2 separate regions of the Homo sapiens genome follow, and region 1 is linked to region 2. A link is an interaction called in ENCODE POLR2A ChIA-PET data of the cell type or tissue named here. Cell type or tissue: GM12878. All regions are shown on one strand. Each heading gives the region's core, and the rest is flanking DNA. Links, peaks and the distances in the headings are about the cores only. Region 1 overlaps ATXN1 (ataxin 1). Region 2 overlaps ATXN1 (ataxin 1).

What was found. Peaks named below come from ENCODE experiments on the same cell type or tissue, not always from the same donor. Only the 100,000 strongest peaks of a DNase experiment are listed, where the experiment ranks them.
Region 1: POLR2A ChIA-PET joins it to region 2 with 14 read pairs; 2 of 35 experiments call an interaction of 5 or more read pairs at or near these places.

The regions. Positions count from the first base shown.
Region 1 is chr6:16,650,179-16,666,982 of GRCh38, forward strand. ATXN1 (ataxin 1) reads right to left here. Exons shown (of 8, transcript NM_001128164.2): 3 at 7,598-7,723. Among named protein-coding and RNA genes, the nearest start is that of ATXN1-AS1, 100 kb to the right of the region's middle. RefSeq lists an enhancer at 4,819-4,908. In GM12878, for the core only: no CTCF peak of the experiment used is centred there; no DNase peak of the experiment used is centred there; H3K4me3 peaks cover 522 bases; H3K27ac peaks cover 652 bases.
Region 2 is chr6:16,567,684-16,584,487 of GRCh38, forward strand. The region is part of intron 4 of ATXN1 (ataxin 1); the gene reads right to left. Among named protein-coding and RNA genes, the nearest start is that of ATXN1-AS1, 190 kb to the right of the region's middle. In GM12878, for the core only: no CTCF peak of the experiment used is centred there; a DNase peak (open chromatin) is centred at 9,348.

The sequences.
Region 1 (16,804 bases), core at 3,352-11,351, 81 kb after region 2:
GGACAGGTGCATGGTTATTATATACATAGTATGTTTAAGAAGAAAACAAATATTATATGGAGAGATGGAAGGGATGGGAGTCACGGGAGATGAGATTTAAATGGTAAGTTGATAAGGAATTCCTAGGGGCCTTAGAGGCCATGCAGTGAAATTCACATTTTACCTTATCAGGAGCAGAAAGCTAACAAAATCCTTTCAATTATTCATTTTACTTCACCATATTCATTTGCTACCAAAGGAGTATTAAAAAACACACACACACATGAATTGCCCTAATATTAAAAATACCTTCATTCTTGTTTTCTTTACTTCTAGCCTTTGTGGATAGGCATAGATTTTTGTCACTGCTTTGTAATCAATGTGTTTGCACAATTTTGAAATATGAATTTTATACTTAACATTTGTTGGGTTTAGCCGAAAGCTGCCTTCTTCCATATTTTAAGTTTGGCCTAAAGGTTTCTCCGCATGCAGTGAACCGTAACCTACCTGGATGTGTAAACAGGCTGTAACCTATTCTTGTACCAATCTCTGGGTTTCGGCGAATCACAGGCAGCCTATCGTTCAAACCCTGTTCAAATAAGGCGAACGCTGAGCTGAAACCAATCTGGCTGTTTCTGTACCTCACTTCTGTTTTCTGTCCGTCGTTTTCCTTTTTCTGTCTATAAATCCTCTCCAACCACACAACAGCATGTCAGAAATGCCCTGAATCTATTCTAGTTCGGGAGGAAAGGAGTAGAGAGGAGCTGCCTGATTTGCAAATAGTTCTTTGCTGAATTAAACTCTGTTAAATTTAATTTGTCTAAAGTTTTTCTTTTAACACATTAGATTATGAGTACTTTTCCATATTTCCACATACTACCAAGGATTTTCAAGTGTAGGAGTAATTCAATCAGACCCTTTCTTTCATATGAGAATTCTCAAAAGAGTAGAATAAATGGAACACAGAAAGAAAAGACTTTAAGCAAGGGGCTTCTTGGAAGCCACTGCAGCAGTCCAGGCAAGTGATGCTGAAGGTCTGCAACAGAACAGGGGCCCGAGAGTGGAGAAGAGTGGGTAAACTATCATATTAAAGAGGCCAAACTCAGACTGGGGGCAGTGGCTCACGCCTGTAATCCCAACACTTTGGGAGGCTTAGGCAGGCGGATCATGAGGTCAGGAGTTTGAGACCAACCTGACCAACATGGTGAAACCCCATCTCTACCAAAAATACAAAAAATTAGCCAGGTGTGGTGGTGCGCACCTGTAATCCAAGCTACTCAGGAGGCTGAGGCAGGAGAATCCCTTGAACCTGGGAAGCAGAGGTTGCAGTAAGCTGAGATGGTGCCACTGCACTCCAGCGTGGGTGACAGAGAGAGACTCTGTCTCAAAAAAAAAAAAAAGGCAGAACTCCAGCATATGAGCTAGGGATGAAGCAGAGGAAGAGGAGGTGTCCAGCATCAACAAATGGTGAGCTAGTGACCCTGGAGCCCATAAACGTAGGACAATGACAAAGTCAGGTTTAGATTCAAATTGAAGACACCTATGTGATATCCAGCTGGAGTCATGTGGGAGGAAGTTGGAAATCATTGAGCTTAAACTCTGAAGAGAAAGAGACAGAAATACTAGTTGTGTGTGCAGAGTTGATGAGGACATCATGATGGTGCAGATGCCTTCAGGGAAAGCATGTGCGGTAACAAACTCTAGGTCACTGCTTTTCCTTTTTACTCCAACAATGTGCACGTGTGCCAGTTTAATTCTGATTTCTTCTGATGCACGGCAAATGCCTCCCTTCAAAGCTCTCAAATTGTCACTAAAGAAGGGGACCTACCATGTAAATCAGCATCTGTTTTGATGATGCCTGTTAGAAGAAAGTACATTGCATTTCCTGAATGGGTGTGGTTTTACTCACAGCTATACAAAACCACACAGCTTCTCTGAAGGACTTAGACAATCATTAGCCTGTGATAGCATCAGCAAGAGGAACGAGTTAGAACACATTTAACAAAAGGCATTTTGGGTGCTGCTTTACCGAACACTGGCTTAAGTACCTGAAGGGAACTACACTCCTCTAAGCTGGAAAGCACTGCGAGAGCTTTCTAACGATGGTCTTTAGTGGGGGTACTGGACTGGCGCTTTTCCTATTTACATCTGTTCCAAAAGCAGTACCTATGATTTAGGTGGCTGTTTGGAAATCATGTACCTCTCAAGGATGCCTCACGGTAAACGATACAAGTGACACAGTTTCTAACTAGACAAATGCTCTTTTAGAATCATTTTTTTCTGTTTTCCTACCATGGATGGTTACTTGCAAGGAAATAGTTTACATGGACCACTAAAGACCTCCAAAACAGAAATGCCAACATCTGGCATTTTGCTAAAATCCTGTACTCTATAATTTTTTAAAAATCTCGCCCCTCATTACTCCTCCACCTGACATCCTTTTAGACAAAGGCTCAAAGTCAATTATGCAGACAATGGCACCTTTCTCTTCTGTAGCTGACAACCTGGCTCTTGCCTTCTGCAACCCAAAAACAGCCCTCGCTCCCATCAGATGGAAAGAACTACGCAGAGGAAAATCTAGTAAGGTCTCCATGAAGCACATATTAAAAGCCTAATGTGCCCTTAACATGGCTTCAGCAAACTGGGCTTTTTTCCTTCACTTAGATGAGAATTTGAGAAGAATCCACTCGGTAATACCTTTCTGCTCGCCAAACCTCCTTTAGTCAAAACTGAATAGAGACCTGGGAGAAGATACTTCTCCAACACTGGGCTTGAAGGTGCTTGCTTTTTCACACAAACTGAATTCAGGATTGCCACAACTTCTCCAAGCAAAACTGAACTAAGCAACAGCCAAATAAAAGAGAAAAAGTTGTCAAAAAAAATGTGTTAATGCATTTGGTAGTGGTTAGATTAACAGCTAATAAATGTCCTGATGGCCACGCTGGTTCCTTTCTAGGCTAGCTAAGCTTCTGTGAGTTCTTCTGTTTGGATTCCATCTACCAGGGCTGGAGCCACCAGCAAGGGCATTCAGGAGGTGCACCAGAAGCAGCAACGCCCTGCAAATCTCTCCTGGATCATCCAAGACCAGGCATGCCCTTGCTGGAACAAGAGGCGGACGGAAGGAGAGGGCCAAGTGTCACCACTGCAGTCTGCTAACATTGGATTCAAATCCTGAATCCACCACTGTGCACTGTAGGTGCTTTGATGTGCGTCCACTAGAGCTAAACTTGATCCTTTTCAGCAGCGGGACCGCTCTTCTGCCACCAAAACTGACAACCTGCGAGGCCTAACAGCTGAAAGAAATACCACTCAGAATAAACTGCCAAGGGTAGCAGGTGTGGCTTTGGGAGCCAAGGATAAAGCTTCTAGTTTAGCACAGTCCGGTTCCTATCCTCAGATCTTTCTCCTAGCCTGCTGCTCCAGCCCAGCTCCTCATAGCTGATGTCCCCACTATCCCAATCTTAGTCAGGGGCTCCTGTCATTACCACCAACAGAGTTAGTGATTACAAAAGATAAAGAGACAAAAAAAGATTTCCAAAAGAGCCTCTGCCCTAGGGGAACACTTTACGTATTTGGAAGAAAGTGGGTTTCTAAAGGTTCAGAGAATATGCTGACCTCACATCCTGAAAAAGCTTGGCAACTGAAGAGGGAATGCAACCCTCATGGCTTGATGTTGCTTAGGTCAACAAGCAAATATTTCCTGGACACCTACCATAGGCTCAGACCTGGACCCTTTGCTGTGGGAGAGGAGGCAAAGAGGAGGATGCACAATTATTTTCAGATAGTTATTCTCAAACCTCAGTGTGCAAAAGTTAACTAAGGTGAGTTTCCTGGGTTCTACATCCCCAGAACTTCTGATTCATAAGCCTGGTGTTGCTGAATCTGCAACTTTAATAAACATATCCAAGAGATTCGGAAGCAGGAGGTACTGGGATTAGACCACCCTTGGGAAACACTGGTCTGTGATTTGATTCCTGCCTTGAAGCCATGTGCAACCCATGTGCAATTGTGCTGATGGCAAACACTCACAGAGTAATGCACAGCAGTACATTCTGTAAGAAGCAGGCCCTAAATGTGATAGAAGTTCATAAAGAGAGACTGCTCAGGGCCGGGCGCAGTGGCTTACACCTGTAATCTCAGCACTTTGGAAGGCCAAGGCAGATGGATCATGAGATCAAGAGATCAAGACCATCCTGGCCAACATGGTGAAACCCCATTTCTACTAAAAATAGAAAAATTAGCTGGGCACGGTGGCGCATGCCTGTAATCCCAGCTACTCAGGAGGCTGAGGCAAGAGAATTGCTTGAACCTGGGAGGCGAAGGTTGCAGTGAGCCAAGATTGCCACTGCACTCCAGCCTAGCAACAGACCCAAGACTCTGCCTTAAAAAAAAAAAAAAAAAAAAAAAAAGAGAGAGAGAGAGAGACCAGTCAGTGAAGTCCTGAGGATTCAGGGAAGACTTTGTAAGTGACAGCCAGGATTTGTGGTGAGGCAGAACTTTGATAGAGATAGTCCCCAAGCAACTGTCTTAATCAAACCTCCCGATTCAGCATGACAAAGTGGCCATGGCATACAGCATAAATGGAGAGGAAGATACAGGATAGAAAACCACCAGCAAACAGGTAAAGAGGGTTCCTATGTTGATTACAGGAAGGATACTGTCACCAGGAGAATCACAAAACTAGCACTTCCAGATAACACTGTGTTTGCATTTGCTTTCTACCACATTCATGTGGTTTCCTGCACTTCATAATTTAATATTTGTAAGAGAAAAAAAAATGCTGTTATGAAACCCCAATAATGCATCACTTGAAGGCAGAAAGCCAGCTGCTAACAAGAGTGACATCTGAGCATCATTTCTGAAGCTCTGCTTCAGAAAGGGGATGTTTAGTAAGAAAGAACAATAATAAATGCTATTCAACGTAAAACAAAGTGTGGGGATCCACAGGGTTAACAGGCTGGCCGGTAACCAGTAACACAATGACGGCAAGCACAGAGAAGGAAAAAGTCAGATCCCCTAAAGAAAAACAAAGGACAGTATTTCAAAAGAAGCCTATCTCACTTATTTGGATATAATATTCAGGCCAGGCACAGTGGTGCATGCCTGTAATCCCAGCACTTTGAGAGGCCAAGGCAGGATGATTGCTGGAGCCCAGGAGTTCCAGACCAGTCTGGACAACATAGCGAGACCTCGTATCTACAAAAAAATGGAAAAATTAGCCAGGCATGGTGGCGCGTGCCTGTAGTCTCGGCTACTGGTCTGTGATGATGATTCCTGCCCTGAAGCTGTGTGTACCCCTGATGGCGTGATGACAAACACTAACAGAACAACACATAGCAGTGCATTTTATATGATGCAGGCCCTAAATGTGACAGAAGTTCATAAAGAGAGACCAGTCAGCGAAGTCCTAAAAATTCAGTGAAGACTTTATGAATGACAGCCAGGATAGTCCCAGTCTCATATGGTCCCAGCACAAGCTACGATTGCACCACTGCAGTCCAGCCTGGGCAACAAAGAGAAAGAAACCCCGTCTCAAATAAATAAATAAATAAATAAATTAAAATTAAATACATAAAAATGAATATAATATTCATAAAGCACTGTGCCACATTTTTTTTTAATGTTGCAAGGGAATAAATTATTTACTGCGGGCCGGGTGCAGTGGTTCACATCTGTAATCCCAGCACTTTGGGAGGCTGAGGCAGGCGGATCACCTGAGGTGAGGAGATCGAGACCATCCTGGCTAACATGGTGAAACCCCAGCTCTACTAAAAATACAAAAATTAGCTGGGCATGGTGGCACGCATCTGTAGTCCCAGCTACTCGGGAGGTTGAGGCAGGAGAATCGCTTGAACCTGGGAGGTGGAGGTTGCAGTGAACTGAGACTGTGCCACTGCACTCCAGCCTGGTGACAGAGCAAGACTCCATCTCAAAAAAAAAAAAAACAAAAAAATTATTTACTGCAGATGCTGACAGTCCTGTTTGACCAAAGGGCTGGCTGTCAAATGGGCAAATGGGGCCAGGAGGGACCCCCCGAGGACCTGGCTCCTTTCCTCCACACTGGTTGATACAATGAGCCCCTCTGCAAATGACCACCAAGCCTACACAGAAATTCTGTTGGGCAAGAACTGAAGTGGATAATTATTTAATTCATTGCACTAGAGGGAACTGAATTATAAATTTGCAGGAGACCTTGGAGATCAGTTAGGCACATACATCTTTAAAGGCAAGTCGTTCCAAGATGATGAGCAAGTTCTCCAAGGTGACCAAGATAGGTGGGGCAGACCTAGGCTTCAATTTGAGGACTCTGCTTCCAGGTAATATCATGAACGGGGTTGATAAAAAAAAAATTCCTGGAAGTCCACATTATGTTGGTGTATGCTCTGGAATGGTTTTATCATTTATTTATAGTTTAGAGTGTTTGAATTCCAACCCCCAGACTAAGACTGTCATTCAAGGGCCCATGTATACTTAAAAGTTACTCAGTAAATGTTTGCTGAACAGGACTTGGAAACCCCCATCATCTTTCACCTTGCCCATCACAATAGTCATGCATCATTTAATGACAGGGATATGCTCTGAGAAATGCATTGTTAGGTGACTTTGTCACTGTGCAACATCACAGAGTACTTTCACAGGCCTGGATGGTACACCCTACTACACGCCTGCGCTATACGGTATAGCTTATTGCTCCTAGGCTACAAACCTGGACGGCATGCTACTGTAGTGAATACTGTAGGCAACTGTAACACAATGGTAGGCATTTGTGCCTCTAAACACATCTAAACATAGAAAAGGTACAACCAAAATACAGTATTATAATCTTTTTTTTTTTTTTTTTTTTGAGATGGAGTCTCGCTCTGTCGCCCAGGCTGGAGTGCAGTGGTGCAATCTCGGCTCACTGCAAGCTCTGCCTCCCAGGTTCACGCCATTCTGCTGCCTCAGCCTCCCAAGTAGCTGGGACTACAAGCGCCCGCCACTACACCCGGCTAATTTTTTTTTTGTATTCTTAGTAGAGACAGGGTTTCACCGCGTTAGCCAGGATGATCTCAATCTCCTGACCTCGTGATCCGCGCGCCTCGGCCTCCCAAAGTGCTGGGATTACAGGCGTGAGCCACCACACCCAGCCCAGTATTATAATCTTATGGGACCACTGTAATACGTGTGATCTGTCGTTGACTGAAACTTCATTATGTGGCACATGACTGTATTTGATCACAAGACGCAAAAAACTTGCCATTAAATTGAATCTACTTCCTCTCGTGCGATTAATCCCTTATGTTTTCAGCTAAAATGGAGTATCTGGTAGATGTAGTTTATTTGCTGTTTGTGTGTTTAGTTGTTTGGGTTTGCTTTGTTTTTGCTTTTGTTCTTTTTTCTAACCACAAATACATTCTATTCAGATCATACTATTCTGCAAGTTTCAGAAACAAACACATAAAGTAAATGCGGTTGCTCTCTCAGTGCTCTGTCACTAGGACAACATTTTTTCAAATGTCCTGTTATTTAGGATGTAGAGAAATAGCAATACGCTTGAAGAAGAAGTTCTGGTACACCAGTGAAGTGATGCCCGATGACATTTAAAGCTAAAAGATGTCAAGTCTTTTGGATGACTTACCAAAAACCATTTGTGTTTCAAGACCATCCGTGCAGGCTGAAATCCACTCTTTCTCTCTTGTTCCTGGTCTGCAGCAGCACTAAGTTTGAAGCTTCAAAATAGACTCTTTCACTATGCTCCAGTATGCTGCAGTCAAACAAAACAAAATACCAAGTCAGAATGAAAATGCCACTTCAAGCAGTTAGTGGATATTCAGGGGGAAATCCCTGGCCTTTCTCAAATGTATATTTCATAACCTCAAACAAGCATGTTAATTATCAGGATGAAGCCATCTCACTGCTTATCTACATAAGGTGCCCTAAAATACTGGAGGTGGGGTGTGGGAAGGAAGAAAGAAAGAAAAAAAAAACAAGCATGACACTGGGGGAGGTAGCAGGTCTTGAAAATCAGAATGTACACCAGTGGGAATGCACTTGCAAAATTTCAAGTTTACCGATTGAAAGATGTGAATAAAGAAAAATTCAGTACGTCTAAGTGATTAAAGACTGATGTGCAGTATCAAGGGCAGAAAGTGAAGAAAGTTTGCTTCAAATGAAAGACTCAGACTAATCAACTGATGTGAATACTTTTTAAATAAAGAGCTATTAAGATGGAACAAAAAAGATAAAGCATAAGAGAGAGAACATTTTCCATTTTGCCCTATAAGTAGGTAATGCATGGGTTTCCCTTGTGTGATTCTTGATAAATACTTTCTCCACCCAAGCTGAAAAGCAGTAGTTACTTTACACACTGAATATGAAATGAATGTTTAAAATATGCATGCCTCTTTACCCCCACTCAGAGCAGCTGATAAAGCCTACACATTAGAACCTCGTCTGACAAGGTCACTCTGAAAAGTTCCTTTCTGCCTTGTGAGCTTTTAACGCTCACTTGTCACAGGCTGTTGTTAAAGCATCTTCTGATGCTTAGTCAAATCCACCCCACTGTTTGTTTTTTGACAATGGCCATTTGAGAGCCTAGAAACAGTCTTCCAAAGGTGTCTGCCTCCTTTTTTAGCCTTTTATGAGCTCATCCTCATCTATGTTGAAAACCCATCGGCTGACTGTCATCCAGTTCCCTGAGTATGGTGGCCACATCATACTTGTAACCCTAAACTCCATAAATCTCCAAAGGTCCCACGGTGATCATCAAAGATTGGATCAAGTGACCAAGTTGTAAGAAAGAGGATATGCTCGTATGCCTCAGAAGCTTACTGTGTGAATAACTAATTCCTTGAAAGCCTTCTGTAACTATTACTTTATGGAATAGTCAACCTTTTTTTCGGGACGTTTGAGGAGTTGTGTCTATCTGTGGTTAAATTCCTGGGAACACTAAAAACTTTTGAGGAGGAGAAAGTGTCTCTCCGTTAATGTTTAAACATGTGAGTTGAGATAATGCCATTCAATTTTCCATCTAGCCGGAGGAACAACTGCCTGAAAATGGCAAAAGCCTTTTTTATTTTTTGGATGCTATCAGTACCCACAGAAAATGGGGTTGTAAGGATTTTATTAGTTTTATGTAACTCAGCTCCCACTCAAATGTGTAAGGCAACATACTGATAGAAATCAACATAAGCCAGGAAGTTCAAAGCATGACAAACTGTCTTTACTTTACCGGCTTGGTAAAAACAGAATTTGGAGAGAGGAGGAGGATTTAAACAAGTTCACTGCAAGTTACTGGCTTGTATCAATCTTTTCTTTTTTAACTAAAAATATCTTGCTGCATTTCTCTTATTTGTTACCAACTTCATATCTCGAGGTATTCTATAATTGGAAGAGGTCCTTGACGTTTCATTCCAATGTCTTCTGCAAAGGAACCTGCTGACCCAGGGAGGTTGACATACCTCTTTTTAAAGTCATACAGAAAGTTAATATGTACTTTGACTGGATTCTGGGTTCAACCACTCATGCTCATTGACGCTTAATGGACATAAACTCATTTAATGAAATGTAATGCGGTTTTAGTTTGAAAAATTTACCAGTAGCATGATACTTCCTCATAGTACTCTCTTTCTGTTTTGTTTTTGCCATAAGAAAATAAATTCATTTCTGGATTATATTATTTTCAACTATCTTGCAGCAAAATCGATCTGGGAGAGGCAGAATGGTCCCATTTGTTACTTTAACAACCTTCACCAGCTGCCAAAGCTAGGTGTCCAGAAAAGTAAGGTTTATACTATTCATACAGAAAAAAAAAATAAGGACTCATCTAAGTGACAATATTTTCCATTCTTACTTATATCTGTAGATGTGAAGGAGTTGGAAGTGATTCATTCTGTGATTTATCGCTGACCTTCATTTGCACATACTACAACAGCTATGAGGCAACTCTTATCAAAAGAAAACAACTGAAAATTCTACACACTTCTTTTTAAGCAATAATTTCAATATGCTTCCCTCTTTCAGCAAACTCTTTATCAATACCGTTAATAATAATCAACAAAACAAACTGGCTTGGGTTTAATCTCTGTCACCTATCCCTTCTTGTTTACCATTTGAAGTTATCATAAGCAAAGATAAGGCCAAAAGCCCAAAAAGCAGAAGAGAAAGCACAGGGGCCTAGGGCATTCACAGATATGCCTGCATATGTGAAAGTTGGCTATATTTTAAAAAGGATCTCACTCCAGAGGGTTTTCCAATTTGATAGACATTTTGGTGAAAATTTTCTGAACAGTTATAAGCAACAGCAGCAGCAGCAAAGTATGGGATATCAACAACCTATAAACAGTGACCTGGGAGTCATGAAATATACTTTTTAGTCTTAATGTTGTAGCTAATTGGACTTTTAAATGTAAGTCACGGCCTTTTAAATAAAATTAGTTCCTAATCTATCAAATAAAGGAACTTATTAAATGTTTGCCATAATTAATTCTCAATTATAATTTGTTTTTACATGTATTTGAATGTTTCAAATCAAATAAAATCATAACAAACACAACTATCTTATATGATTTACTAGACCCACTAAGTATATCTTTATTCAAAAATGCAACAATTAGACACAGATTGCATAATAAGAGACAAACAGGTTCTCAGTAGAATATCAACTCAGGGAAAAAAGAGGTTTATTTTGTTTTGGTTTTTTTTTTTTTTTTTTTTTTTTGAGACAGAGTTTTGCTCTTTCACCCAGGCTGGAGTGCAGTGGAGTGATCTCAGCTCACTGCAACCTCTGCCTTCTGGTTTCAAGCAATTCTCCTGCCTCAGGCTCCCAAGTAGCTAGGATCATAGGTGCCCACCACCACACCCAGCTAATTTTTGTATTTTTAGTGGAGACGGGATTTCACCATGTTGGCCAGGCTGGTCTTGAACTCCTGACCTCGTGATTCACCCGCTTTGACCTCCCAAAGTGCTGGGATTACAGATGTGAGCCACCGCACCTGGCCCAGGAAAAGGGTATTGTAATCAATAAATAGTGCTGGGAAACCTGGCTCTTCGTTTCGAAAGAGATTGCTATCTTACACCATATGGAAAATAAATTCTAGATATATAACTAAACATATAAACATGTGTTTATACAAATATACATATATAGCATTTATTATACATATATATTATTTTACAAAATATAGAAAAATAATTTTATAAGCATGAAAGGCCTTGTAGGCCATTGTAAAGATACCGACTTTTAAGTAAAATGGGAAGACCAGAGATAATTTTTAATGCAGTAGTATCATGATCTGCCTTACATTTTAAGGGCTCATTTGGTCTGATTGTCAGGAATAGACCATAAGGGGATATAAATTAAAGCACAAGTTACTGTTATAAGCAGCCTGCAGGATGGCTTCCAGTGATCCCACCTCTTGGAATTCATGCCCTTGTAAAGCCTTCTTGAGTGTGGACTGGATTTAGTGACTCAATTCTAGCAAACAGACTGTGGCAAAGGTAATGGGAGATCATTTCCAAGACTGGGTTACATGAAGATGGTGGCTTCCATCTTGGGATCTTGCATCCTCTTCTGGGTTACTCACCTGGGGGAGGCTGACTGCCAGGCTGTGATGCAGTCCTGTGGAAGGGCCCACATGGCATATCACTGAGGCCTGCTAGCATCTATGTGAGTGGATTTGGAAGCAGATCCCTACCGCCCCCACCCTATCCTTCAGATGAAACGTCAGCCCAGGTTAACAACTTGACTACAACCTCATGAAAGACTTGGAGCTAGAGACACCCAGCTATGATATGCAGTGATTCACACTTAGAAAAACTGAGAGATAATAAACACTTGTTGTTTTAAGCCACTAAGATTTGGAGTAATTACTTACACAGCAGTAGATAACTACTACAGTTACAATGTATGAAACACTCTTCTGGGAACTTTACATGACTTTTTACAGTGGGAGAAACTGAGCCCCAAAGAAGTTAAATCACCTGTTCAACAGCACACATACATGGTAGAGGTGGGACTCAAACTCAGGCCATCTGACTCCAGAAACCAGGTTCTTAATCCCTGCATCACACTACCCCTTTAAGAACCATTTTTCCTACTTTAGGTGTGCATGCCTGAAATTTGACTTTCCACTGTAGAATATGCTAAAATCACACAATTTGCACAAGCAATGAAGCATCTGCATCTTCATCAAACTTCTTTTTTTTTTTTTTGAAATAGAGTTTTGCTCTTGTTGCCCAGGCTGGAGTACAATGGTGTGGTCTCAGCTCACTGCAACCTCTGCCTCTCAGGTTCAAGCAATTCTCCTGCCTCAGCCTCCCAAGTAGCTGGGATTACAGGCACACGCCACCACGCCCAGCTAATTTTTTGTATTTTTAGTAGAGACAGGATTTCACCATGTTGGCCAGGCTGGTCTTGAACTCTTGACCTCAGGTGATCTGCTGGTCTCGGCCTCCCAAAGTGCTGGGATTACAGGCGTGGGCCACTGCACCCGGCCATTCATCAGGCTTCTTAACCTGCCACATAGCTCTACAATTCTTGCATCTTTGATACCTTAACTATATCATAAGCTATATTCAGTTGTCAAAGAAAACAGAAAGGTAGCCTCTTGCTGTTTGAAGAGCAACCTCAGTATGGTTCTTCCATTTCAGTCTGGTTAATTTGCGTCATTTAACTATTAGAGAATTTCCAGCACCATTTGCCAACGCTGTAATAAATAGTCCTATAAACTGAATGTCTTTTTGCAATTGTAAAGGGTTTTCCCTGAAACTACTCAGTGGTAAGGAAAAGAACAAGATACTGAATAAGATAGCCACAGTATTTTCTGTTTGGATTTTTTTTTTTTTTTTTTTTGAAATGGAGTTTTGCTCTTGTTGCCCAGGCTGTAGTGCAATGGTGCAATGTCGGCTCGCTGCAACCTCTGCCTCCCGGGTTCAAGCGATTCTCCTGCCTCAGCCTCCCAAGCAGCTGGGATTACAGGCGTCCACCACCATGCCTGGCTAATTAATCTTTAGTAGAGACGGGGTTTCACCATGTTGGTCAGGCTGGTCTCTAACTCCTGACCTCAGGTGATCCACCCACCTCGGCCTCCCGAAGTGCTAGGATTACAGGCAGGAGCCACCGTGCCCGGCTGGATTTTTTTTTAATATAGGAAAAAATCAATTTTCAGTTGGCAATAGAAAGTCACTAAGGATTCAAACTGTACGAAGTGTTTCAGTAGGAACCGGCAAGACCAAAAAATTTTTTAAAAAGAACTTTTGAATTATATAAAATACAGTGACTATTGTCCCTATAATTATTATAACAAATTAAGATGTTTCTATTCTTTCTGTGGCATAGACATGTGAAATACAGAAGGAGAAAGAAATTCTCGCTGCACTCCTGCCTCAATACAAATTTAGAATGGCACTGTGCCGGGAAGAAACTGGTGCTGGGTGGTGCAAGTATCAGTCTCATGTCTTAGGAAGATGATGCTCATCACGCAGCAGCCAGGAGCATGTTTTTTAATTTTTTATTTATTTATTTATTTATTTATTTATTTATTTAGAGACAGGGTCTTGCTCTGTCACTTAGGCTGGAGTGTAGTGGTGTGATCATAGCTCACGGCAACCTCGAACTCCTCAACTCAAGCAGTCCTCCCAGCTCAGCCTCCCAAGTAGCTGGGATTACAGGTGTGACCCATCATGTCCGGCCAGGAACATGTTTTTGATCCATACTGATGGAATATTCTTTATTTTGGTCTGACTCTTAGGATTGTACCCACAACCAATGGAAACTAAAGCACTGGAAAGAAAGAATCATAAAAAGAAATACAACAAAACCCACTGCCATTTCTAAATCTTTCTGTTACCCAAAGTGACTGTGTTTTATTAAAGGCATGTGATGCATCACCGAAGGTATTTTTTGCCATTTAAAAATACCAAACAGTAGTAACAGCTCAACAGCTAGGCTGCTACCACTTAACCTGCAATTTGGACAATTTTGTGGGGATGAAATTACTTTGTCTTATGACACATGGAGCAGATGCTACTAATTAACACACAAAAATGTCTAAAACAGAGCTTTAAAAAAACATATGCATTTGGAAACAGAAGTAGAAACAGCTTCAAAGAGTATAAGCAAAATGGCATAATACAATGAATGAAGAGTATGTTTTTTTAAGAAAGTCAATCAGATTCGCAAGTGAATTTTATAGGCCTCTCTCTAAATAAAGTATGGATTTGAAGGAAAATGTCTTGCTTTTAATTTTTTTGTTAACGGAAAGAGGGCAGCCCATATCATATACCAGCCGGTACGTTCCATAGGATGTTATATTCCATTGTGGAACATTATGTTGTGCCAAAATTAAAAGGAGGATAAAAAAAGGTTGGGATAATTTGTTTTTAAAGGTTGGGATAAATTTGGGAAAGACTTTGGAGGGTCTCATATGTTCATGTGTATTGTAAATCTATGAGGGGAGAAAGCACTCATCTAGGCCCAAAATATATTTTACCACAGAACACTTTTTCCAGAAGAAAGGTGAAACCAGTGGACACAGGGTGTAGACACTGACCAGACTAGGCCAGTGGTCCTCACACTTTTGGTCCTCACACTTAAAAGCTCCTTGGGTCCTCAATAAATTTTAAGAGTATAAAGTTTCCTCTATACTCCTAAAATTTATTGAGGACCCCAAGGAACTTTTCATTAGGTAGATCATATTTAACAACTATTATACCATATTAGAAGCAAAATTGAGAAAAATGTAAAATATTCATTAGTTCATTTAATAGAAATACTAATATACCCATTGCATACTACATGAAATAACATCTTTATGAAAAAATAATTATATTTTTCAGAACAAAAAAGTTAGTGACAAGAGTGAGATCCATTTAGATTTTTGCAGCTCTCTTTAATGCCTGGCTTAATGGAAAATGGTTAAATTCTCTTCTGTGCCTCTGAATTCAGTTTTCTGTGATATGTTGTTTGGTTGAAGTATGTGGAGAAGATGTGGCCAATAGTTTCAGCAATTGTGGATATTCTTTTTTTATATCATACCAAAACTCAATAAGTGGTAGTTTCTTAAAGGGGAGCAGCACCATGGAATCTGAAGCATAGAAATAAACTCTAAGTATTCTTTTATATTAAAATTCATTAGTCTATCTTGAACTTTGGATGGATCTTTAGCTATGCATGATTTTGTAACATCATACCCTGGTCATTTGGAAAATTATATTAGTTCAGTGAATTATGCAAATCTTCCAAAAGTTGACACATTTCATTACACAATATCATCACACATCATATAGCCTCTGAAAAACTCCGCTGTACACATGGAAGAGAATGGGAATGGAATAGGTAAATAATGTCTTAGTATTACCATAAAAATAATCTTGATCTTACAGATGTCCCTCCAGAAAAGGTCTTGGGTGGGGGTGGGGGGGTTCCCAAAGTGAGAACTGCTGACCAGGCAGACATTCTAAACCCCACAGATCCCTACTGGAAGTAAAAGCACAGAACTCTAGGTTTCCTTCTGGCCTCAATTTCCATAATTCCCACCATTTGTCCTCTTGGGGATCACTGAGTACAACCTAACAAAGACCATTAACCCATGTGGTCAAGAACATGAGATAAACCATGAGGGCACCAGAGGGAAGAGTTATCTGTGGGCGGAAAACTGTATTTACTTGGATTCTACTAGGCAAGAAACTGTGAGAAGTGTGCATTTTTAATTTTGTTTTATTTTTATGGGTACATGATCGTTGTGCATATTTATTGGGTACATGTGATTTTTTGATACAAGCACACAATGTGTAATGGTCAAATCAAGGTATTTGGGATACCCATCACTTCATTTCTTTTTGTTAGGGACATTCCAAATTCATTCCTCTAGTTATTTTGAAATATACAATAAGTTATTGTTAACTATTGTTGCCCTATTGTGCTACTGAACACTAGCTCTTATTCCTACTATCTAACTATATTTTTATAGCCACTAACCAACCTCTCTTTATTCCTCCCTCCTCACTACCCTTTCCATCCTCTGCTAACCATCATTCTACTCTCTGTCTCCATGACGTCATGTTTCTTAGCTCCCTCATATGAGTGAGAATATGTGATATTTGTCTTTCTGTGCCTGGCTTATTTTACTTAACATAACGTCTTCCAGTTCCAGCCATGTTGTTACAAATGACAGAATTTCATTCTTTTGTATGGCTGAATAATATTCCACTGTGTATATGTACCTTATTTTCTTTATCCATTCCTTCATTGATGGAGACTTAGATTGATTCCATATCTTGGCTATAATGAATAGCTGCAACAAACATGGGAGTGCAGGTATCTCTTCAATATACTGATTTCCTTTCTTCTGGATATATACATGACTTTTCTTTTCTTTCTTTCTTTTTTTTTGGAGTCTAGCTGTGTCACCAGGCTGGAGTGTAGTACTGTGATCTCAGCTCACTGCAACCTCTGACTCCCTGGTTCCAGTGATTCTCCTGCCTCAGCCTCCCGAGTAGCTGGGATTACTGGCACATGCCACCACACTCAGTTACTTTTTGCATTTATAGTAGAGACGGAGTTTCACCATGTTGGCCAGGATGGTCTTGCTCTCCTGACTTTGTGATCCGTTCGCCTCGGTCTCCCAAAGTGCTGGCATTACAGGTGTGAGCCACTGCACCCAGCCATGACTTTTTTTTTAGCAAACACTTTCTTCCAATCTAGGCTTTAAGAATCTAGTTAAAATTTCTTTTAACTAAAGGAATAAACTTTTAAAGTACATGGAAAGAGATTCAGAAAGACCTTTTTCATGAAATCAATTCATGAAGTAACTAGGTAAATTATAAATCATTATCTATTTAGAAA
Region 2 (16,804 bases), core at 5,295-13,294:
CCTGAGAAGGCATATCTCCAGGACCAGTGTTCCGCCTTTTTACTTTACAATCTAATGTCAGCAAGAGTATTTTTGTGCACACATTACCCATGCACACAGCTTAGAAATAAACAAGGTGTGTAAACTGCAAATTGGTTCCACAGAGCAAATAACTGATTCACCAGATATCTGTAAAAGCAAATATAAAATCCATGAATTATGTCTCTGTATTGAAAAACCATAAAATGCTCAGGACCTTTATGTTAACTAAAGTATTTTCCTTCCATGTGTTAGATTTTCCCCTTATATGTGTAGAACACACACACAAAAGAGAATTATAAACGTCAGAGCTCTTTTAACCTTTAAAAACCAACACAGTAATTATATTGCAAAGATATCTGACAACCCAGAGTAATACTAGAAAAGGATTATTTCTGCGCCCCCTTCTTTTAAATAGTTCTCAATTTTTCTACAATTTATAGGCGGACTGTGCAAAAGATTTTCATAGCCATGAATCCTATTAAAGATACATTGGGAGATAAAATAAAATCACTATTCCAATTCGCAAGAATATTTGAAACGCTGCCAAAGGGAATGTTTCTCCAAACATAAAGAGAGTATTAAATTTTAAGAGAGAGGCTATCATCAAAACGAAGGCAGAGAGAAGTACACATAAGTCAACCTGACAAGCCCATATTGATAAAGCAGAGATAAAAGTTATCTCCAGGTTACATGCCCGGTACAGGCAGTTCTCAATGTATGAATGAGTTGTATACAGAAAGTTCATTTGTAAGTCATTTATTTGAAACTCCAAACACATTTTCTCAGAGAAACAGTGTTATAAATAGTGCTTAGTTTTGCAGGAAGGCAAAAAGAGCTATAGAGCTTATAATATAGACAAACTCTAGTACCATGAGCAGGGGACAGGAGGTGAAGAAATCATGAGGAGGTGGGTGACTTACAAATGAACTTTCTTTTTCGGTACCTGGAAACAACCAAAGTTTTTTTTTTCTGGCATCTGTCTGCCTCTCCTATACTTCTCCCACTGTCTAAATGCTTCATCCCAGCCCATATAAGAGAGCACCAAAAAAATTTAATATAGTTAACCCTTTTTCCCAAACTCCCCTTCCCAAGTCCAGTTATCTGGCAATCAAAGGCTAATAAAGAGTTCAGTTCAGTAAAGACTTGTTTCTAGGTTTTGACAGCAGATCTAATCTTGAGAGAGAGGAATGGGGACATGACCAAGCTCTGGGTATACACACAAAGAATGAACCATCTGGGAGGACTGGATAATTTCAGGAATTTCCCCGTAATTTAGTAATGGTAAACAAGAACAGGACCCAGCTCCTAAGAAGTGCAGATGAATGAAGTAAAGTAGAAGCAGGTTCCTGACCAACAGGTATAGATCAAAGGCAGGGCTTCTATCCCACACCTGGTTTCTAGCGGCAGTATCTAGAAGGTTCCTTGCCTTTTCATGGGGAGCCACACATGACTGCCTGCTCTTCTTCCCATGAAGATAACATAAGGGACTGTCAGTTCAGACCCGGGTGGTTTAAAAGATGAAGAGTCCTGGCCTGGCGTGGTGGTGGCTCACGCCTGTAATCCCAGCACTTTGGGAGGCCAAGGTGGGCGGATCACCTGAGGTCAGGAGTTCGAGACCAGCCTGACCAACATGGTGAAACCTCGTCTCTGCTAAAAATAAAAAATAAAAAATTTAGCTGGGCATGGTGGTGTGAGCCTTGTAATCCTAGCTACTGGGGAGGCTAAGACAGGAGAATCGCTTGAACCCAGGAGGTGGAGGCTGTAGTGAGCCAAGCTCACACCACTGCACTCCAGCCTGGGCGACAGAGTGAGACTCCGTCTCAGAAAAAAAAAAAAAAAAAACAGTTCCGATTGACTCAGTGGTCTCCTGCTGTTCCTGAGACAGAGATATAATGCCCTGCAAATTACAGGGTACTCATGGCCAAATCTCGGGTGGGGCTGGGATGGGAGTAAAGATGACGTCAGGAAGGTATCCAGTTGTGGCAGAAACTGGTTAGTTGTTGAAAAAACAGTTTCCCTGTACTCCTTGACATACAGGCTGACAATTCTCCACTTTACCTGCAGTTGACTATGTCCACATGACTAAATTCTGGTCAAGGGAACATGGAAGGAAGTGGTATATGCCAATTTCACCAACAAACCTCCCAGGAGACTGCTCACTCTCTCGCTTCCCCACTTCTCTCTTCTGCCAGGTGCAGAAGATCCTTAGGGTCTCCCAACACTGAGGGAATGTCTGAGCCTTGCGATACAAGGACCCTGGGTCAGGGAATCACCACCATACAGACGCCCTCTCCAACTGCAGAACACCCCAAGTTATCCGTAACACCATCAAAAAGGAACTTCTACTGTGTTCCACCCTGAAGAGTTGGGGTTGCTTGTTATTGCAACATCCTTGCCCATTGTACCATCATCTCTTTGTTGCATCTCAGGAAATGTCCTTTACATTCACCTGCCCTGGACAATCCACTAGGTTTGTTTGTCCTCAAACGAAATGGCCTCACACCGCTGAGATTTTATAATACTTCAAGTTTTTATAGGTTTTCTCCTTCCTTCACTGTGGTTAGTAAGTTTAACCCAAGAAAGCCCTCTTATTCCTTCTAATCTATTTGGGAAACTGAAGAAGTGAATGTGTTGAATCACTAATCTTACTTTGAGTGTCCTTGTGAGTCAACAGGGCTCTGGGTTCACCAGGGCTTCATCTATAAGTATAATTCAGAATTTTTTTATTGGTCATTTTTCTCCTTCCCAAGAAGGTTTTTCCTATCATTTCCAGGTTTCAAGTAGGACCCACGTAGATTAGGGTCACAGAAATATGTATTCTGCCTAAGATAACTAGGATCATATCACTTTTATAACTAAATCCATGGAAGTGGCACCAAGTGAACTTTGTTGAAAACAGCTTGCTCACTTCATTCATTCACTATTCATTTATTCAGTTTACCTTTAATGGAAGAGGGGAGAAGAGACTGAAGAAAGACAGATGAAAGTGAAGAAGAGAAATAAGTTGTAACCATTCCCCACGCCTAACTCTCTATATATTCCCCTTATTTTATTCATAAGTTGTTAGAGGGTACAATAAAAACTAAGTTAAGATGTAATTTGAAATGGAGTCTGTCTAATCCAAAACCCTAGCTTTCTACCCTTGCTCCTTGCACAGCGATTTTCTGGAGCTGTCCACCCTCATCACTTTGTTGCATCTCTAGAAAGATCCAGGGATTAAATAATTATGTGCTTCCTGTGTGGTGGCCTAAGAATTAAGAGAAGTGACCTGTTTGATGCCTGTGTGCACCCTCTCTTTGACAAAGCATGGCCTGATTTCCCAATCCTTATGGAGCTCTGTTGAGGGTTACACAGCAAGGATTCTGCCTGCCTTTACCTTGCAATTGCTATGAGAATAAATTCAAAATGGTTCCCGAGTTCAGCATGTGACTCCCACTTCTGCTGCTAAAAAAACAAGACAGCTATTGTATTGAATGCACTCTACTCATCAGGCACTCTGAGAATGAAGGTGACCTGGCTGGTATATATGGGTCTGTGGAAAGACAAAGTATTTTTACATAGAACCATTGACTACCATTACAATTTTGAAATATGTTCCCTATAAAAAAAATACTGAAGTCAATACATTAGTTTAAAAGGACATAAAAAGAGTCTTTATTCTGCCAATGTGAACATATGTGCTTCCACAGCAAGCCCATAAAGGGAATCTAGAGGCTACTTCATGGAGTATTCTGCCATTTCCAATGTCCGCTCTACAAAAGATGTCATTCTTTTATACATTATTTTCTTTTATTTTATTTTTCTAGAGACAGGGTCTCACTTTGCCACCCAGACTGGTGTGCAGTGGTGCAATCATAGCTCACTGTAACCTTGAACTCCTGGGCTCAAGCAATCCTCCCACCTCAGCCTCCTGAGCAGCTAGGACTACAGACTCACAACATTACACTCAGCTAATTAAAAAAAAAAAACTTAAAGAGACAAAGACTTGTTCTGTCACCCAGGCTGGAGTGTAGTGGTGCGATCACAGCTCACTGCAGCCTCAAACTCCTAGACTCAAGTGATCCTCCTACATAAGCCTCCCAAGTAGCTAGGACTACAGGCTCATGCCACCATGCTCAGCTAAGTTTTAAATTTTTTTTGTAGAGATAGGGTCTCACTACGCTGTCCAGGCTGGTCTCAAACTCGTGGCTTCAAGTGATCCTTCCACCTCAGCCCCCCAAAGTGCTGGGATTGCAGGGGTGAGCCATCACGTTCAGCCTCTTTCTAAATTCTACAAAAAAACATGCATTCATATTATATCGTGCAATGCTATGTAAGTCATGTTTTAGATATGCCATGGCCGGTTCCTATTCCATGGGGAGTTCTCAGCATCATAAAGGTATTTGAAGTTTAAGTCTACATGTTGTAAAGGTGATGCTCAATGCTCAATTCTCAGACTAGAACCAGAACTTCCACAATTTCATATTTTTAAGAATATCAAGCAACTTCCACTTACAATTAACTATAAAAAGGGTTAATTTTCTCCTCAGTTGCCTATTGTCAATAAAATGTTTACTTGGCCTAATGACCGACTGATACCAAAAAAGGTATAAGGACTCAACTGTTAAGAAACAATGATGTATAATGTTGACTGAGAAAGGGACGGAGATCTTCGAAGACCTTCAAAACATAAATCTGATTACTGCCACCCATAATCAAATGTGTATGTCTAAGTCTTCCACAGGTGAATACACCTACGGTTCTGCCCCTGAACCGCAAGGCCATACCTCCCCAAGACTGACTCTGTGAGGGCTAACAGGCTATAATTGCTGACAGGGAGGTTTTCAGCTTGTCATAGAGATAAAAAAATATGGTTATTCTTGAGTAATAAGTGGAAATTCGTGAAATAAGTGATGAAAACAAGGGTATAAAGGCTACAGAAACCCTTTCCTACCCAACACAGAGTGAGACACAAGCCCAAGAGAAAACAAAAAGAACACAGCAAAGCCAGCCAGAGCATGACTTCAGGGTGTGCTCACTAGGTGATATTATCTACGTTGAAAAGACATGGTACCTGAAGATCAAGAGTTTGAGGTTTAAGCATGCATACACTTTTTCTGTTTTTTCTTCTATAAAGTTCAGTATACTTTTATGGCATTTTAACTTTCAGTTTTGGTACCTTGGGAACACAGCATCCTCTATCTTGGCAGAGTTAAGTGGGGCATGAATGGCCTTTTCCTAAGTAGAATGGTGATTTAACAGAGTTTTTATGAGTATGGTCCAACAGTAGACCTGACATTTTTATCAAGAGGACAGAAGTGTCAGTTTGAAAGATCTTCTAACACTGTTCATGGCTACTGCTAGGAACAGAGTAGGGCAATCTTTCCCTTCTTTTTATGTGGAGGGCAGGGACTCCTTAAGTAGGCTGACCTGGCCATTCATTCAGTCTAGCCTAAGCCACAGGCTTTCTGGCCCACATTCCAGCGTAAGCAGATGCTGTGTTGACATTCTTTTTAATCCTCCTTCCTCACCTAGAATACATTATTCCTCGATGTAGGCATGCAAATATCTGCTGAATGGATTATTTCAGTTATGGACACCAATAGTACCTGTCCAGTAAATATGACCCAGAAATCATCTTTGACTCCTTCCTCTCCATTCTCCAAATCCAACAATTACTAAGTTATATTATTTTATCCCTTCAAATACCTTTGAATATGTTGCCCCCTTTTCCTTTCCTGCCATCCTCCCAACACCCTCAAACGAATAGGCTCCCATTACCTATCTTTAATTCCTGACTCGCCTGTCCCCTGTTTCTCCCAACTCTGGCCACCCTACATACATTGTCACCGGTTTCAGATATATACACACAAACTCACTGAGCCCCTTCCATAAACAAGAACTGGGAACTCTGTGTCACCTCCTGCATTAACTTCACATTCCTCCGCCAGGTCTTAGTGATCCTTTAGCTCTGTTATCCCCACAGCTGTCAAATTCTCTTTCATACCAATCTCCAGCAATGCACATATAACTCCGCTGGCCCCTCCAACATATCCCATGCAGGCCATCTGTGTCCCTTCCTCATGCTTTTGTCCCTGCTGCCACTGTGCCTACAATGACCCCTCAGTTTCCTCCACCCATCATCACTACACATCCTGTTAAGGTCCCTGTCAGGCTTTGCTTCTCATAGGAAGCTCTTCCTGAAGACTCCAATCCCCAGCCATTTCTCATTCCTCTTCTGAACCTGACACTGGCACCCCATTACAAATTCTCAGTTGTCTGTTGTCATGGATTGCTCTATAATTGCTTCCTGTGGATTGGTATTGTGCCCTGAACTAGATTTTTTGTTTTGTTTTGTTTTTTGATGGAGTCTCACTCTGTCACCCAGGCTGGAGTGCAGTGGCCGGATCTCAGCTCACTGCAACCTCTGCCTTCCAGGTTCAAGCAATTCTCTTGCCTCAGCCTCCCAAGTAGCTGGGATTACAGGTACACACCACCATGCCTAGCTAATTTTTGTATTATTTATTTATTTATTTATTTGAGACGGAGTCTCGCTCTGTCGCCCAGGCTGGCATGCAGTGGCGCGATCTCGGCTCACTGCAACCTCTGCCTCCGGGGTTCAAGTGCTTCTCCTGCCTCAGCCTCTTGAGTAGCTGGGATTACAGGCATGCGCCACCATGCCCAGCTAATTTTATTTGTATTTTTAGTAGAAACGGGGTTTCTCCATGTTGCTCAGGGTGGTCTCGAACTCCCGACCTCAGGTGATCCGCCCGCCTCGGCCTCCCAAAGTGTTGGGATTACAGGCATGAGCCACCGCACCCGGCCTAATTTTTGTATTTTCAGTAGAGATGGGGTTTCACCATGTTGGCCAGTCTGGTCTCGATCTCCTGACCTCAAGTGATCTGCCCACCTCGGCCTACCTAAGTGTCAACTAGGTTTTTTTGAAGATAATTTTAGATTTACAGAAAGCGGCAAAAATAGTACAGAGCTCCCTTGTACCTTCCACCCAGTTTCCCCCTATATTAACAGCTTACAAAGCCATAGAACCACGATCAAAACTAGAAAGTTAACCTGGGTCACGACTACTCAACAAACCGTAGGGTGTATTAGGATTTCACCAGTTTTTGCACCAAACAGGCTTTTTTTTTTTTTTTCCTGTTTCAGGATCATACTTAGAATTTTATGTGGTCATATTTCTTAGTTTCTGCTAATCTGTGACAGTTCCTGAATCCTTCCTTATCCTTAAAGACCTTGACAATTTTAAGGGGAGGGGTCAGTTATTTTTTCGAATGTCCTTCCATTTGAGTTTGCTATTTTTTTCTTGATTAGAGTGAGATTATGCCTTTTCAGGGAGGATATCAGAGATGACACGCCCTTCTCAGTGGGACACACGATGTCAATATGTATCACTGGTGACATTAACCTTGATCACTCAGTTAAGGTGATGTCTGCCAGGATTCTTCACCGTAAACTTTTATTTTTCTCCTTGTAATTACTAAATGTTTGGGGTAGGGATATTTTAAAATTCTACGAATTTCCTGTTTCTGCATATACTTTTGCCCGCTCATTCTAATCCATCTAATCCACATCTGCCCATCTAATGCATCCATCGGTGGGACTTTCTCGTGGCAATTCTTACTATGAGTTCTAATGATGTTTTCATACTGCTTCCTTCCTCGTTTGTTTATTAACTGAAATTCTGCTGCAGGGAAGAGTCATTCCTTTTCCCTTATTTATTTATTCATTGGACTCGTTGGATATTTTATTCTTTGGGTTATAATCCAGCATTTATTTCCTTACCCAGTTATTCTAAGCTGTAGCTAGATATTCTACCATTTCAGAGCAGACACAGCCACATTGTGTCCTGTGTTACAGGTTGTCCCTCATGTCTTAAGACAAGAACAGGCACACAGCGGGTATTCAGCTCATCTGTTCATTCATTTGACAGGTTATCTTGAGGGCCTTGTGTTAGGTGTTAGAGTTACAAGAAATAAAACAATTCCTCTGTCCGAGTGGTTTACAGCCTAGTTAGAAGAGACCTACAGGCACATTTGCAAGTCCTTATTAAAAGTATTAGGCAAGTACAGCAATGGCCCAGAAGAAAACATAGTCAACTCTACCTGGAGAAAAAGGGGTGTGGCAATTGGTAGGCAGGAAAGACTTCCTTAAGACCAAGCAGCATCCTGCTTCCCTTCTATTGTACTGCTTGCTCTATAAAAATCAATGGGCATATAAAATTTCTAGAGACACACGCCATCACACAGTTAGCAGGTACTCCAAGCCCCTGAATCTTCTAAACTAATTCCCCACATCAAACCTCAAGGGCACACTATTTAGGAAGATTTAATGCAATAAACTCAGACTCTTTATATAGTGACTATGTGCTTTTCTAGGAAAATTGGAAACAGCTAAGGTAAAAAAAAAAAAATCTGAAAAGTCATTTGTCTTAATCCAGTCTTCAAATCCAATTTCATCGTTTTTATTCCTTCACAGGGAATAATGAAGAGCAAATAAGGAATATCATCAGAGAAAGATGGACTCCCTAAGTCTCTTTACTTAATTCAATTTTCTTGTACTGCTCTTACAGTATTTTCCAAACAAAGCTGTTCTTTTCTACATATGATAGTTCAGCCCAGCAAATGTCCTCAGGAATAATAAACAAACAGTGGGGGCATATTTTCTGCCACAAATTACACTCTGCAACATTCTTCATCCAAAGCATTTTCAATTCCAAGCAAGCAAAGACACAAGGAAAATACACTGCCTTATTACAAGAACTGCACACAATAGAGAATCTGTATTCAGACACTTATTGACACTTAAACCTGTTAATATGTAACTCCTACTATTGTTCTAAAGGATGAATAAGCAAATTCTCCTGCACATATAATGTTACATCATGCACTTTAATTACAATAGTAAATACTGCCGAAAGGAATTTTACTTTCACTGTTTCATATCACCTTTTCTAATTAATGTCAATGTGTCTTTTCCATGTAAGAGAGCATACAGCAGAGGCACATATGTGTTGTGTCTTTGTGTATCTGCCCAAATGTACACATATTCATGAATGCACATACAAATAAGCTCTTATGCACACAGAGTAACCCCCATGTTAGCATGCATTTATAAATACAGCTGGCCCCACCCCGAGCATGCATGGAGTATACACAAACAGCATAAAGGCCAGTTGACTTCCTTTTGCTTTTATAGGAGATTGACATAAAAAGCTAAAAAAAGACAAGTAGACACTTCATGGAGCCTGTGATTAAGAGAGAAGCTAATGAGACAGATGGGCTGATGCATAAAGGGAACTTCAGCACACCAGCCCACACTCAGTAAAGATTTACCGTGCTTCACTGTCTCCGTTTCAGTCTTCATCATGTGGCATGCTACTTACATTACTCTTGTCCCCAGACCACAGACACACCCCGCTTTTCTCTGCCCAGACCTCCCTAAATTAGGATTATCAAATGACACAAGATAGCAGTCTTCTGCTTTAATGTTGTTATTCAAGGTTTACTCACAGGCAATATTTACTATAAAATCTTGTGGTTTGGCCGGGCACGGTGGCTCATGCCTGCAATCCCAGCCCTTTGGGAGGCCGAGGAGGGTGGATCACCTGAGGCCAGGAGTTCGAGACCAGCCTAGCCAACATAGTGAAACCCCATCTCTACTAAAAATACAAAAATTAGCCAGGTGCAGTGGCGCACACCTGTAGTCCCAGCTACTTGGGAAGCTGAGGCAAAAGGATTGCTTGAACCTGGGAGGCAGAGGTTGCAGTGAGCCGAGATCGTGCCATTGCACTCCAGCTTGGGCAACAGAGCAAGACTCTGTCTCAAAAAAAAAAAAAAAAAAGGAAAAAAAATCATGTGGTTTACCGCTTAACAGAGAGTGGACAATTCTGTTACAGGGCTTACCAGAATATTTTTGGAAAAATTCTGTAAACATAGAAGAATTTCTGAGCCAGAAAAATGAGAAGCAGAAAAAATAATTCATATGAATTTTTAAATTTTTATACAATAGATTTTGCCTCTGATATGACTGCTTCTCTAAGCTATTTCCACATGTGATTACTGTCTCTGAGAGCTCACTCCATGCCATAAGAAATTGCAGAGTTATAGAAATAGCATATGTAGAGGGCTCTACAATTTACAAAACATTTTCAATGCATTATCTCATTTGATCATCACAATACCCCTGTGAGACAGATATTATAATTATTTCTATTTTATAGAGATGCGGAAAAAACCCTCAGATTTTGAGTGATTTCCCTAAGGTCACAAAGCTGATAAGTTGCAGAACTGAGATTCAAAACTAGAATTTCTGATATTGTATTTCATTTTCTCCCACTACATTAATTTTATTACATTTTTCTTGAATTCATTTTTGGTTCTATTTTATAATAGTAGACTCTATAAATTCTGCTCATTACATAAACATTTTATGTGCTTCTAAATGAAACTGACTCTTTAATCTCTAAATTTTTTGGTAACGTTCTATTTTCTGGTTAAACTAAAATGCCCAGGTTCCCTTATCATCTGCTTTCTTTATTCCCTGGAATCTTCCTTTTGAGAGATATGATGTTCCATTATCTGAGGATCTGAGGATTTCTAACTATGTTGACAAATCTTCCTTTTGCTTTTTAAAAACTGTTGCTGCACATATTGCTGAGTAGCTTTCAAATTTATCCACTACGACTTCCACGCTCATATCCTAATATTTATCACAATGGCTACCCCATTCCAGAAAATCTGAAGAGTTCTACATTTGTACTCAACCACATCTACTTCTCGAATCTTCTTTCTCTGTCACTGTTATTCCCAAGATCCTGGAATTAAACAGAAGAGTTTTCCTTTCTGGTCAGTCAGTTCATCCTTCCAGAGCCAGCCCAAAGGGTGCTTTAACATCACTCCTTCTCAGCTGAGTACTTTCTGATGTTATAACATGCTTACCTACAACACTATCTTATGCAGGGGGCAAAAGGAAGAGGTAGCTTTAAAAAGACAGATCCATTTATGTGCCAGCACAGCCTGATAACTAGAGTAGCAGGAAAAAGAGAAAAAAAAAAAAATCACAAGACGATAGATCAATGGGACATTAGATAAGCCCCCCTTTTTGGGGTGTGTGTAGGGGATTCTTGACTGTGGTCACTATATTCCAGCAGTGACACAAGTTAGAGCTTCTGGGGCTGAAGTCCGCATTGTCTAAACAGGACAGTCAGACTTTGGGGCAAACCATCCTCCCATCTTATTGCCCAATTCCACTTTCCCTGCTGTTTTAATGGGATTATTTTGGAATCTGCTATTTCTGTCTCACTCCTTTTCCCCAAACTGTCATATAAGTACTGCAGCTTGACTACTTCCCAGCTGCCAAATTTCACTCCAGAGATGGCTGTATTTCAGTGGCAAGTGAAGTGATGATCCCTCTGTGTCATCGAAATACTCATTTAAGGGGTTAAGCATCTGGAAGAGGGTTGCCTTTGTGCATGAACAGAGTGTTTTTGTTTTGGTTTGTTTTATTGTCTATCCTGGAGAAGGAGGTCATTAGCTCCACCTGAGCAAGATGGAAGACACACACCAAAAAACACTCTATGCAGCCACTAAAATGCACGGGGAAAACAGAAACAGTGACCGCTTTTCATAGGTTCTTTTCCACAGGGACTTCAAAGTCTTAAAGCATCAAGGTTGCAAAATGATGGTAATTTTTAGAGGTGGAAGAAACCTCTGAGAGCAAACCACTCATGTTACAGATGGAGAACTTGGAAGCACAGGGTCACTGAGTACCTTGGTCAAAGCCCCCCCCCCCCACCCGCCGATTCATTCCCAAGTCCAAGGGCGTTTCACTTGAATTTTGAATTTGGCTTTATCTGCAGACACACTCAGAGTATCACATCTCCGTCAGTCAAGTCAAGCACAGACCCAGCTTCTAAAGCACACGGCATCAGCACTGAATTCTTGTTTTGTTTGGCTATGTTTATTTGTTTAGGTACTCAGGAAAATCTCCACCAGGAAAAAATACAGGGTGTTGAACAGAGGGGGAACAGAACACAGTAGATACAGTAGCAAGAAATGTTTATTGAGCATTGACTATGTGCCAGGCCAGGCAATGTTCTCAGGTTTATATGTATACAATTCTGACAGTGGCTCTGTGGCTCCCATTTTAGAGAGAGAGAGAGAGAGAAGAATGATTATTTTGGAAGAGAAAACAAGAGGGACAGCATATAATTGCCAACTCAAAAAAAAACTACCTTCCCAAATTTTACTAAAACATTCAGCAAAAATCTAAAAAATTACCAGTGATATACTTCTCACTTATTCTGAAGAGATGATCCTTCTTAATACTTTTGGCATATAGCTGCTTCTTGCTAATAAAAAAAAAGTACTTCCAAGATGTTCTGTATATTATTTCCAAATCTTATAACAGTTGTTTCAACAATCAGTGAATGAATGATTCACTATTTGAACACTGATGAAATGAGAAGCACTAATGATATTCAGGGAGCACAGATCTTGAGTTAGGGAGAAAGGGAACTGGATGTTCATTTTCTCTTCCACCGCTGAATCCTATAATGTCAAAAGCTCTCCTATCTCACATTCCTGAATTTAGAAAACATATTTAAATGCTTCATTTCATTTGATAACCTCTAAGAGAAAAAAATAGTGATTTGAAAAGTACCATAGAATACTGTCATTTTGATAAAGCTGTATGAAAGTTGGATTTCTACCTCGAGTTTTGCCCGCACTTTGAGTAGTATGGTTTGCCAACATTGAAAGCAGCATTAGTGTAGCAGGGGAAGGTCTGTGCAGCAGTCTGCTTTAGGGTAGCAATAAGAAAGACAAAATTGTAAGCTTTGATATCAACCATTTTCTAATGTGTTTTAAGAGTAAACACAGATGATGGAATAGTCTACCTTATTTCATGAGAGTTATTACAACTATGTGAATGTTTCCATACTGACACCAGAAATCATATTATTTATAAAACTTTCAAAGAATAAAATGCTTCATAAAGAAGCCTGGTAAGTTATTTTAAAACTTTAAAGTATCCAAAATAGTTTAAAAGCTACGCCTACATATAAAACACAATATACTCTTGAATCTTTGACCCTACATTTTTTCGCTTTTCCTAAAAAAATCATTAAATGTCTCAAAATAATGCCTTTACCCAAACTGGCTATGAATTATGGAGGCTATCTACAGATTGAAGGAAGGGTGGGAGAAAAGGGAAGGGCATATTTATGCTGAAAGATAAATTTTGGGGAAGTCTGTGTTTTAAATACTTAATATCAGTAGGATTTTCTTAACCTTAGAAATGTACATTTCAACCTTTTTCATTTCATTTTCAACCTTATGATATAGATGTAGTCGAAGGGTTGAGAGGGACTCACAACCCTACAGTTTTTCTTTTTGTGTTTCTGTAGGATAAAGGAAACATTTCCTAAGAGCTGAGGGGCGGGGTGGGTTACATACGGTGCCTGAAGGGGAAAAGACCCCATGTTCGAGAATGCACTGTGTGTGTGTGTGTGTGTGTGTGTGTGTGCGCGCGTGTGTGTGTGTGTGTGTGTGCTGGGTGGGTGTGTGGATGGGGAGTAGGGGATGATATGGGCAACTCAACTGGACATGTTAAAGAAAGAAGAAAACATCTGGGTAGAGTACGTGGTGGATGTTTGAGGGCCCGAAGAGAGCAGCTGACCAGGGAGGGATACAATAGAGAAAAAGGTTCGTCAAAGACAGTAAATCCGAAGCTAAAAATGCAGCCTTTACCAAATGCAGGTCAAGGCCTAAGGAGATAAAAGAAATCTCTGAGCAGAGCCTGTTATTTAAGAGACCACTAAAAGCACCCAGGAATGGAGGGAGGAAGGTAAGAAGAACCACAATCCCACAAACAATGCTGAGTGGAAGGGTACCAAATAGTAAAGAGGTCAAGATGTGACAAATGGAGGGGCTATTATTTAGATCTGGAACCTAAAATCTGTTTAAAGTGAACTAAATAAAGTTAATTATGCATGTGCACAAAAGGTAGGATTAATTATATAATTAATCTCACTCTCTGAGGTGAATTATAGTGGGTAAAGTAAGAAAAAGGATATGGTTAATAAGAGAACAAGGTACACGTGTTCTGGTGCACCTCGATTCTTCCTTTGGGTGGTTAAGAAAAATCACCATACTGTGATAAAGACACGGTGACATCCATCTTTCTAACATGTTTGTAGAGTTATAAAAAGTAAAAGACTCATTTCACAATTTCTTAAGGATATGGATTGTCAATAAGATGCATCATTTACATTACCTAAATTGAGAGATGAGTAGCCCGATGATCTTTACTGGCCCTAGCAACTGTGCATTCGAGGGGTGTTAGACAGTACGCTTCTCTCCTTACCTTCTTCATTTCCTGGCCTGGTCCGGCTGTCAACAATCACAACCTCATTGTCAGTCCCTGACTATTCTCTGGTTCTTTCTGTTCTATGCCTTCCAGATCAACAGGTCTGTCTCCCCTGGTTTCTCCAGTTTCCAATTTCAGATGCACCTCTTGCCTCCTTTTAGAATGGTCCAGTTCATCTCCCCTGTTCCCCCAAACCAGTTATGATGGTGTTGACTGTATCTCCCTGAGAACTGTAAACTCCATTAGGGCCAGTCTTTTGTCAATCTTGTTTTCCTCCATTATCTTCAATGCCCAGCCCTATACTGGGACATAGCTGCCCCTAAAAAGGCCTTTGCTAAATTAATAAATGAGTGAGGAATGACTGAATGGGATTAAAATTAAAGACCTTGTCTCAGTTTCTCACAATTCAAAAGTTGTGCTTTAACTTTGTGCTGGCAAAATCCTAAGACACCCCAAAGTCCCCATGGGACTTTGCGAACTAAGATTTCAACAATGATTCTGCCTGGTCTTGCAGATAGGTCTTGTACATGAATGCAAAAATGGTGTGGGCAACCATGTGCAGTATATGGAAACAACCAAAAACTGCTGACCACAGATCTGAGGTCACAGCACAATTAATATGGTTAAGTATTTCCCACTCTCCTGTCTCCCTAGAGAAATTTATTCTGGTAAGCCCTTGACAACCAACACGTCTGCATTTCTGCACACCAGCCAGTGATCCACAGCAAGAGAATCCTTTCTTCCTCTCTGAGTCTTTATTGATTTTGTAGTTTGGGAGGAAGCTAAGTGCTATTCAAATACCAAATGTTCCATATGGTAGTGTTATTACCATTCCCACTACCGTTACTTGAGGCCTTCTACCTACACTCATGAGGTGCCTCATCAGAATCTGGCAGAACATTATGAACTCTTTTCCTGACCTATATTTGCTAACACATTTGTTGTCCTCTCTCCCTCTATGAACTTATTAATTTTGTTGAAATAATATACATGTGTGTATAAATCCAAGTTTTGTTTTCTTATTCATCCTCATAGTCACAGGGGAATGATTTATGACACATTAAGGAGGTATTCTTAAGCTAACATGTCTTAATTAGGAATTCAGATATTCCTCTTCTGCTGAGAAATACAGAGCTGTTCAAATTAGACCAGAAATTAGGGCCAAAACGAATGCAGCGTCTACATACACAAGCTCATAGCAGGGTAACCAGTGAAAGGCAGAGGCTGAAGCCGTACACGTCGTTCTGTGTTTGTCTCCTTCATGCCAAATGATTCTTTGACCACTTTTCCTTTCACTTTTCAACGTTACGATGGAGCCAAAGGGTCAAGAGATTCACAAACCTACAGCCTTCCCCTTCATGCATCTGTAGGATAAAGCATGCGTTTCCTAAGAGCTGGGTGTGGCGGGGGGGTCTCTTCATCTACCTTCTCTTTCATTTATTTAGTGAAATGAAGCTTATTTAGTAATGACGGGAAGAGATGAGCCAACTAGGGCAGCTCACATATGGTGCCAGACGGTGAGGGACTCTGTGCCCAAGGCACTTGCTGTACCACAGGAGCTAGGCAGCCCTGGCTGGGAAGGAAGCTCTGCTCTCACCCAACGGCTGCTCCAAGGGTGCCCCCAGCCAGGTGATCCAGACAGCCATGGTTTCAAAGCTCTGTGAAAAATGGGTCTCTGACTTGAAAACTTGAATCAGGAAGTCTCTCCAGGACTGGGATTACTCCACTAATACAAATTAAATCCATTCAGAAGTATGCTAAACCCTTTTTGTAGATACTAGAGGAGGATGAAAAGAGGGAGGAAAGAGAGGCAAAGTAATTTTGGAAGATTAGGATTATACTATGGTTCATGCCAATACCCTACATTTGTTTACTTCTATATTGATCATTTTCTCAAATGATTAAATACTCCTGAAATAGGAGTTTTAACGATTTTAAACATTTCATATATATTATTTGCAGCAACACCCAAGGGAGAAGGGTACTATTATTATCCGAATTTTACATGCAAAGTAACTTGCCCAATGTCACACTTCAAGAAAACAGCAGAGCTGGAATTTGAGCCCAGGCAGCCTGAAGCTTGCAATCTTATCTACAGCTTTTCCATCATATGGCACTAACATAGTTATATTTAATCATGTTCCCGATATTGGACATATATATATATATATATATACACACACACACACACACACACACACACATATACACATATATATATATACACACACACATACATATATAGGCACATACATATTTTTAAACTAATGAGCAGTATAACTTCAGATACATATCTAATAAAATTTTTTTATTAAATACCTTTTTGCTCTTTTTAAGAAATGAAAAATTATGCTTTCCACTGAAAAATGATTGTATCTAGTGATTTCATAGTTGTCTAAAAATACTTGGCCAGAAAGGA